Regions from separate parts of the Homo sapiens genome. Here region 2 is linked to region 1. A link is a loop called in an ENCODE intact Hi-C map of the cell type or tissue named here. Cell type or tissue: PC-3. All regions are shown on one strand. Region 1 has its middle 170 kb from the start of TMEM26-AS1. Region 2 has its middle 150 kb from the start of LINC00845.

Region 1 (5,000 bases):
AATGGTTAAGCTGAGAATTGAGCAATAAGAAGAAGACAGATAAGGTAGGGTTCTTTGAAAATTGCATGATGAAAAATTATCTGGACATTTGCTAAAAAGTACATATTTCCAGGCTCCTTCTCTTGGAGAGTCTGATTAAGTAGATCAGGGGATGAGGTTCAGGAATCTGTATTTGTAACTTCCCCAAGTTGTTCTTGCAATCCAAGAAGTTTGGGAAAACCTGAAAGAGGCGATGAGCTGTTCCAGGTGAGAAACTATTCATCCTAAGGCATCACATCAAGGGTAGAGAGGACCTGAGAAAAAACATTTTGACTAGAGGGCAGAGTGCGATGTCAGGTAACGGACAGGAAGCGTTTGCTAAAATTTGTTGTAAGACCTTGGAACCTTGCACAGTAGCTGAGCAGATGCTTAAGTGACTACTGGGATGTAGTAAGGAGAGGACATTGACAACTGCTCTACGGAAGGAACTGAACCTGTTAATTCCTCAGAGTTACCCCCAAATAAATAGTTTGCTTTTATTTTCTTTTAACACTAAGGAGAAATGTAGGTAACTGCATAAGAAGTATTGTTTGTTGAGAAGTCTTAGGCAGACCCCATTTTCAAAAACGCTTCCTATAATGATGCATAAAATTGTGCAGGAAATTACTTTTAGGTTTACATTTTAACAAAATGTAAATAGTCATGGCAAGGAACTTTCCTTCAACCAAAAATCTGGTTGTCTTCTCTTGTGTTAAACATTGTGCTTGAACCTTCTCAGCTGTTTATGCAACTGGATTTCAGGAGAGAATATGTGCCAAGAACATGAACAATTAGCCTTACTTACCTTGTATTTCAGAGAAAGATGCACCATATCTTTAGGTTTATAATCTCCAGCAATGGTTTGCTGAAACTGGCTCATACTGGCTCTTGAGAGCCAATTGTTAGCATCTATTTGCAACTCCGTGTTCAGTGATTTCACATTCATAGCCTGAAATCAGCCATCGTGGCAGCATTTACACTATGAAAATCAGCAATTTATCCCTGTCATTGCCGAGAGCCTGTTGTTAACATTTACCAGCACACCATGACTGACAGGTATTCACATTTTTTAAATTGTGGCAATTTATGCATGAGAATATTCACTGATTTGTCTCCTACAAATAAATACTTTTTTCTCACTGCTCTCCTTTTTATTAAAAAGGAAAGTCTTTCTCAGAATCTTCAACAGGCTTCCATTACTTTTTCTTGGTCAGACCTCTGTCCCATGACCATGCAAGAAAGGCTGAGATAGTGAGTATCTAATCTGGCAAAGCTACCAAGTCAATTGGTAGCTTTGGTACCAATTGGTACATTTGGTTCAAGTGAATCCTGATTCAACTGTGAACTTGGACACAATAATAATCTTGAACAACACTCGAACTCTGTTAGTAAGGGAGAAAGGGACATCATCCTTGGTCAGGAAATGAACGATATTTCCCACTTTAGTAATACAAGAAAGGAATGAATGTGGTCTCTAACACCCAGAAGGCTGAACTGTAACAGAACTAAAATAAGTTCTCTCTATTTTTGCTTGTTTTAACAGCTGCTGGCATTTTATGCCCAGCCTCTTACAGCAGTGGTTCTCCAAGTGTGGTCCTCACATTGGTAACATCAGCATCATCTGGAAACTTGTTAGTAATGCAGATTCTTGGCCCCACCCCAGATCTCCTGAATCAGAAGCTGTGGCGGGAGGAAGTGATGGTGGAGGGGAACATGATAACAGATGTGGTCCAGTCATCTGTGTTTTAACAGGTGCTGCAGGTGATTCTGATGGACCCTCAAATTTGAGAACCTGCCTAAAGAGTGTCTAACTCTATCAGTGTGATAATGTGTAAAGTGAATTTCAGCGAATCAAAAGCACCTTGTTGGTACTAGGCACATAGTAGGCACCATCATTTATTCATTCATTCATTCATTTATTAAGCACTTGCTAGTGTTACCCTGTGTCACACAATCCATTCCCCACTAGCAGCCAGAATGATGTTTTAAAAATGTAATCAGATTGTGCAACTTGCTTGCTTAAAACCTTTCAGTGGCTTGTACAATAAGATGAATACAAACTCTAAGTCACTCCATGTTCTGGCCTGCCTGCCTCTCCAAATTCCTATTCATTGCCTCTTGGTTCCTTGACCAGGCTAAACTTCCTTCTATGAATGACTCTACCTTGTCATTTTAGTTCCACCTTAACACCTTTTCAGAGAAGATTTCTGCATACCTTATCAAAGGTGCCTCAGCTTGCCCCTATTTATCTTTATCACATTACCCACTGATTTTCTTCATAGCATATAAAACTATTGTATCTATTCATTTGCTTATTGTCTGATTCTTCCCCTAGAAAATAAACTCCATGCAGGTGTCCACTGCCTCTCAGTGTCTATGTGGGCCTTGTAATCCTAGAAGTCTCAATAAATATTTGTTGAATGAATTTCTGGGTACCGTCCTAGATGTTTCATAACTGAAATTTGAATTGCTAGAGGAAATTAACAGCAGGAGTCAGCGCTTTGGCAAAGGCACATCATGTCTCTTTCTTTCTTTCTTTCTTTTTGGTTGTAAATTATAATTTATTTCATTTGTAGAAACTTAAATTTACTTACAGGAAGCTCTTCAAAGGATGATGAAACTCACTTGTGAGATCGGTTGGCTTCCGATTAAGAGTAGGCATTATGTTTATTTATTGACGGGATTACTAGGAACTTCAAAAATAATACAAAAATGTTTTTTATCTTGTACCACATCAGATAAGCAAGTAACTGACTCAGAAAATTTATGATAGCCTTACCGTTGTTTTCCCACGGACTGTTCTGGAAATAGAAAGATGAAATCAGACTCCAGTGCCATCTAGTGGTCATGTTTAGTTCCTCAAGAAATAAAATCCAATGTAGTCTAGCACTGATTTTTCACTTTTTGGGAGATATTGGGCTTGTGTATGTGTCTTTCCAATTTCAGATATTACTTTAGAAATTTTAATAAATATTAGATTAATGCAACTGATGCAAGTTGGTCAAATTCTTGAAAATTTATGAGAAATGCTAATCCTTCATGGTGTTATGTTGTAGTAGAAATGGGTTTTATAAATAATAATTGTGATGATAACCCTTCATCAAGTTGTATAATCCTAAGGAACTGAACTATTTGACACCTCCCTTTGGTGATGGACATCAGTGGACACTCAGAGGCAAAGGAAGAATTCAGAATTTCTGATCTCCAATCCCATTTTCACTCTACTTTGTTGCATATGGTGATCTAAAGTTTGATTCCAGATGTCCCATCCTACTCATGTTTTCCATTCTTTCTACTGGCTTATAGTAAGATCTTTTACAAACAATAACCAGATCCTCAGTTTAAGAAGTAAAGTGTCCATTTTAAACAAAAATTAGAACCTCAAAAGTTCTTCATAAAATTATTTTCATCTCCTATGGTCATAACATAATTTATAGGGTCCACAGAAACTAACAGAAATAAATACTCTGGTTGCATCTAAAATGGATCATGCCCTGTGCTTATCTCTTTATGCACACTCAACAACGCTGCACAATCTAATGATTATTCCCTACATTAAAAAGATGAAGAGTAATACTCATAGAATCGGCATTTGTTGAGCCACTAATATATGCCAGGTATCATGCCAGGTATTTTTAATACATTATTTTATTTAATTCTACAAACTTTTCAGAAGTAGTTTTCATCTGTGCAGATGAAGAAACTGAAGCTCAAAGGAGTTGTTAGCCCAAAAACCCATATCTGGAGACTGCAATTGGAGCCCTTCTGGCTGGCTCCATATCTCTGCTCTTTCTAATCATTTTCCAGAAGTTTAAAAGGAATTTTGATTTTTAATTTTTAAAAAAAATTTTTCCCACCACATCATGCCCCATCAGAAGATCAGCAGTTTGAGGGCAGGAACCACATCTAATGCCTGGCATGTAATATCTCAATAAGTATTTGTTGAATGAATTGAAGGAGGCAGGCTTGAAAAGGTTCTAGTTCTCCAGCCAGTCATTTGGTTACCATTCATATTCGTTATTTATTGCTGCATGAGACTTAGTGGCTGAAAACAATAAATAATAAACATTTGCTATCTCAGACTTTCTGTGGTTCAGGAATCCAGAAGCAGGTTACCTGGATCTCTCATGAGGCTGAAGTCAATATTTTGGCCAAGGCTACAGTCATCAAGGCTCAGCTGGGGCGGGATCAACTTGCAAGATCACTCATATGGCTGTTGGCAGTCCCCAGAAGATCTGCATCCAAGCTCATTTGCGTGGCTATTGGCAGGCTTCCTCTCCCTACCACGTGGGCTTCTCCACAGGGCTGCTTCACACACATGGCAGCTGGCTTTCCCCAGGATGAAGTGATCCACAGGGAGTGAGAGAGAAGGCTCAAGATGAAAGCCACAGTCTTTTTATAACCTTATCTTAGCAAGTGGTATCTCATCGCCTCTACTGTATTCTCTTCATTAGAAGTTACCCGTGAAATCTCCCCCTACTCGTGGGGAGGAGATTATATAAGGGCATGAATACTAAGACATGAGAGTCCTTGGGCCATCTCAGAGACTGCCAACCACCACATTCGTGGCATATCCATTGAGGATTGACCCTTGAGATCACTCTGTAATATTACAGATCATTTCCTTCCCATGCTACATGAAAATGTCTTGTAATCTAGCTGAGGCAGGTTCTAACAGTTCTGATATTAGACAAATCCAAATCTTAACTCCTTCATTTTATAATTGTGACCCTGTTGCTTCATTTCTAATATATGAAGTAGGCATTATAACAGTATATGCTTCATGAGCATTTCATGAAGATTAAATGAGAGTATCAGGAAATTGCTTATTATAGTGCCTGACATCAGGAAACTAAGCAATCACTTCCAGCTAAAACAGTCTAAATATACTAGTAACTTTATTTTGAACATTCCAAAATGCTTTCCTATGTGTCACTTCTTGTTTTGTTTTATTCTCTTTGTAATTGTAGTAAGGTGGTAGA
Region 2 (5,000 bases), 120 kb before region 1:
GGCAGAAGGGTGGACAGGTCATTATCTCCAGTTCAGTGTCATAGATGTTCTATGCTTGCATTGCCTGATTGCTGGACTCGCACCGAAGTCCTGGCTTCTACAAGAAAAAGGATCTCACCTTGCATTCTATCAATAGCACCAAAGGGAGTCTTCATTTCCGAAGGTAATTGCCGCAAACGTGTTACACAATATCATTCATTACTTGCTAGGATTGAGTGCTGAAAGTACATTTCACAAGATAATGATGTTGTTTCCCAGGACTGAAATAACCGGTTATCTGACTCCTAGGTTCATCCCACATTAGGTGTATTACACACACACCTGTCAAAATAAATAATTTACTTGGGATGTGTCAGAACTCACAACAAGCTGATGAGAAATGTGTAGGGTTGTAGAAAGCAAATCAGAGAGGCTGAGTGAGTGAGGGGAAAATGATGGTCCGTGTCAGCAAAAGGATAGCCCAGCAAGAGAGATGAAAGCATGGTGAGATTTTAAAATGCCCACATTCCCATTCTTGCAGGTTTCAGTGAACAGAGCCACATGTGGTCACACCAAAAATATTGGCTTGAAATGAATTCCTGGCTGCGGTGGTGTCTCATGAAGCCAGCTCTGCAATTTACAAAGGTGACAGCCAAAGCCATACAACTAAAATGGGAGTTTTCAATCAGGTAGACTGAGACTAGTGAGGGGGTAATCTTATACTAGTTGTAGAAATACATTTTTATCAGGCAACAGGTGTCATTAAAAAAAGAGAAATTGAATAACCTGCTCCAGACAGGAAGAGTTGCAGGCATGGGTTTTCAACCTTACTTATTAAATGGAAAACTATTTTAAAAGAAGTTTTAGGAAATATTCAGAGTAGCTTCCAAGGAGAAATGATGAGCTTAGAGAGGCATGAGACAACCTAGTAGCAACAATAATAATAATAATAGTGATACTAATAAATAATAGTAATAATAAAGGAGGAGGAGAAAGTGGAGGAGAAGAAGAAGAACAGGAAGAGGAAGAGGGAGTGAGAGAGAGGGAGGGAGAAGAAATAAATCTTGCTGATCCAACTAAATAAAGGAAAAAGTGAAACATGACATATACAAGGTCTAGACAAACAAGCGAGTCACAATTAGAAAAGGTAGTCAGAATGGGAAGATGAGCTTTAGTAACCATTGCAGGGTTAAAAATGTTTCAATGGCAGCAGTCATGTCTTGTGTGGCAACCCTGTTGAGCAATACCATGTAATAAAACAACTTGAGTGGCACCAGCAGTTTGCAGCCATGTCTGTTGTGTACCTAAAGAGCTCAGATTAAATGCAGCAGTATTCCAGCCAAATGGACACGTGGAGGGCCCAGTCCTGCCGCCTCGGGGCTAGCAAAGTCTGAGAACTAACTGAGCATAGGCAGTTGGCCCAGGCATCTGACGCTCTGGGTGTCCCCCGATGCTCCCCCACCCCCACCCCCGCAATCCTGCTGCTTTTTCCTTCTCAGCACAACCATAGTTCATGAAATTTTGTGATCCAGCCATCAGAGCCTTCACTTTGCCAAAGACAGAGGAAAAATTAGTAGAGACAGGAAATTCCTGGAAGAGAAAGCTGTTGTGAGAGCTAATAAACCCATATTAGGGTTTGTTTTTTAACCTCCAATAACATGACTGTTATGAGCATTACTGTCAATAATAAAATGAATAAAAGAGATTGAATCACAGCAGTGAGGAAAGAATCATAGACTGTGAGGGCAGAGAAACACAGATTCAAACCCTGCCTATTGAGGGAAAATTGTCTACTCTCTCTAAGCCTGTGTTCTGTTGAAGAACACTATTATTTTGTAAACTTACAAAGATTAAATTAGTATTAATTAGACGTGCCTTTACTGAGTGCTTTCTACCTGTTAGGGCTTATGTGAAAGTATCTGCAGCATCTCAGTTAAACCTCACCATTATGAGATAAGAACGATAATTTTCCCCATTTTACAATTGGAGAGGCTAAGAAAGACAGAATAACCTGCATGAGGTTATAGAAGTACTAAGTGGTGGAACGGGCATTTGAAGTAGTTCTGTTTAGCTTCAGAACCTGTGCCCTTAACCTCCACATAAAAATGCCCAGTGTAGCCCCTGACACATGGTGAACACTTAATAAATGGCAGCTCCTATTAGTACCACAGTTGCCTTAAATTCTGGAACAAGAAGGCACGTAAATAAAATAAAAGAACGATTATTGCTGGTGGTGTTTTTTCCATCATAGGAGGTATAAAATGCCCTGCTGGTTCTCACAGACATTTTGCCTGGAAAATTGTGAAGACTTTGCCTTCACAGGGAAATGAATTAAGTGAACAAAATCAAATGGCAGAAAAACTTCTCTTTTCTAAAAGGGCTTAGAGAAATGTGCCACTAAAACATGAGGCCCCTTGAAGAGGTTGATGTTTCTGCTACAGTCTTAGATGACTTGGAAGTAGAGGCTCTCTTGCAACGGGTAGATTAGATTTTTCCAAGAATGCTCTTTAACAGACTCAATAATGTTAATTGTGAAAGTCCAAACAACATCAAATTTAATCTCAAATTAAAAGCTTTTATTTACTGGAAAATCTGGGGTAGACAAAATTTAAGAAAGAGCTTCGAGTTGCCTGTGGCAGTTGACATTTCCTTGGGACTGGGTTTGCTTAGATATTTTATTTCCTTCTGCAGTTGTACTTTTTGATATAAGAAACTATAAACACATTAAAGGAGACAATTTATAAGGAAATAGCTCCTATTAAAGAATTTTACACTTAATTTCTTAATTAGGTAAGAATTACTGAGTTCTGGCCAAGAGAAAAAATAAAAAATAAAATCAGTGAGAAAATAGGCCAGGTGATTAGCAACCTATTTTTAGGACTTGACAGGCCAGTTTTATTTCTAAGAAGAAAAAGGGCTTAATCTATTTGTAGAACTTGATCATAGCCCAAAGCCATTTGTCACTGCAAGTTAAAAACCTCTCTGCTAACTTACTACTTTAAGCAGCCTATACTAATCCCTCTGGAAACCCAATCTTTTTACCTTATCACCAGATGGCACCAAACATCTTTAAGGAGGAGAAGAGAGGTGAATGGGAATGTTTACTTTTTGATTTTTTTAATCTAAAAAATGAATCCATTTAAAATGTTAAATGCTGAAAGAATGAAATGTACAGGGCAAGTGAATCAATCTTCCATGATCAGCAGTCTCATAGCATTTGTTGTCTTTGACCAAGATCATTTTCATATTTTCTAAGAGATTTAATTTGATAATATCAGGAAGAGTCATTTTTTAAAATGTAGAAAAATATACATTACATAAAAGTTACCACTTTAACCATTTTAAGTATACAAATCTGACATTAAGTACACTCACAATGTTGTGCAATCATCACCATTATCTATTTCCAGAACTTTTTCATCATTGCAAAGTATTAAACAGTTTTTAAAATAATTATAGATTTCCAGAAAGTTACAATGATAATATAGTGAGGTCCTGATAACACCTCACCCAGTTTCTTCCAGTGGTTATAGTTTATATCTTAGTCCGTTCAGGCTGATATAACAAACTACCATAAACTGAGTAGATTATAAACAACAGATGTTTATTTCTCATGGTTCTAGAGACTGGGAAGTCCAAAATCAAAGTGCCAGAAGATTTGTTGTCTGATGAAGGCCTGCTTCCTGGATTGTCAACAACTGTCTTCTCCCTGTAAACTTACATGGAAGAAGTGCAAAGGAGCTCTCTGGGGTTTTTTGTTTTGTATTTTTTAAAAAAATAAAGGCACTAATCTTATTCATGAGAGACCCACTGTCAGAACTAATCACCCCCCAAAGGCCCCACCTCTTCATACCATCACATTGAGGAATTAAGTTTCAGCATATGAACTTGGGAGGGACATGAACATTTCATCTATATCATCTTATGTAACTATAGTTCAATACCAAAAGCAGGAAACTGACATTGGTAAAATGTGTGCATGTAGTTCTGAGATAGTTTATCATATGTATAATTTATGTAACAACCACTGCTATCAAGATACAGACAAGTTTGAATGAAGGGTACAAACCTCACCTCTATTAAAGTCCTTTAATGAAAGTCCTCATAAACCTCTATTTATAATATAGTTACCTTATATATTTACTCTATATATGTTGAGAATCACACCACACTTATATCTTTTGCTTTAACCATCAATTATAATCTAAAAGTCAAGAAGAGAATAATGTACGTTATTTACCCATATTTCTGTTCTTCCTGTTATTTCTTTTTGATGTTCCAAGATTCTTTCTTTAATCACTTCCTTTCTGTTTCAGGGACTTCCTTTAGGAATGGTCTACTGGTGACAAATTCTCTTAGTGTTTCTTCATCTGAGAGGGTCTTTATTTCCCCTTCATTCCTGAAAAATAATTTTGCTGAATATAGAATTTAGCATTGACAGTTCTTTTGTTCCATCACTTGAAAAATGTATCATTTCTTTCTGTCCTTTCTGTTAAATTAGTTTCTGGTGAGAAATTCATTGTATTTAAATTGTTTTAATCCTATAGATAAGGTGGCTTTTCCCTCCTGCTGATTTCAAGATCTTTTTCCTTTATTTTTCTGATGTTTGAGTATAATGTGTCTTCGTATGGATGTTTGGGTTTAACCTGTTTGAGATTTACTTGGCTTTTCATTTATTGTTTATTACTTTTGCCAAATTTTGGTCTACTTTTTTTTTTTTTAATCACCACCCTCTTTCTCCTCTCCTGGTATTCCAATGACATGAATGTTAGCTCTTTTGTTATAATCCCACAGGTCCCTCAGAATTTGTTCAGTTTTTTTGTTAGTTTATGTTGGCTCTGTTATTCAGACTTGGTCATTTCTGTTGCTCTATATTCAGTATAACTGATTTTTTTCCTCTGTCTGCACCATTACGCTATTTAGCCGATCCATTGAGTTTTTAATTTTGATTATTGGATTTTTCAGTTCTAACATGTCCATTTGGCTCTTCTTTATGTCTTCTATTTTTTTATTTTGCTGAA

The links. Peaks named below come from ENCODE experiments on the same cell type or tissue, not always from the same donor. Only the 100,000 strongest peaks of a DNase experiment are listed, where the experiment ranks them.
Region 2: a loop joins it to region 1, with 7 times the contacts of the local background. A loop is called at or near these places in 7 of 110 quality-filtered maps.

Annotation. Positions count from the first base shown.
Region 1 is chr10:61,281,622-61,286,621 of GRCh38, forward strand. No RefSeq gene overlaps it. Among named protein-coding and RNA genes, the nearest start is that of TMEM26-AS1, 170 kb to the right of the region's middle. In PC-3, CTCF peaks have their summits at 2,848 (motif pointing left) and 3,047; a DNase peak (open chromatin) is centred at 2,830; H3K4me3 peaks cover 442 bases.
Region 2 is chr10:61,163,334-61,168,333 of GRCh38, forward strand. No RefSeq gene overlaps it. Among named protein-coding and RNA genes, the nearest start is that of LINC00845, 150 kb to the left of the region's middle. In PC-3, CTCF peaks have their summits at 3,039 (motif pointing right) and 3,245; a DNase peak (open chromatin) is centred at 1,178.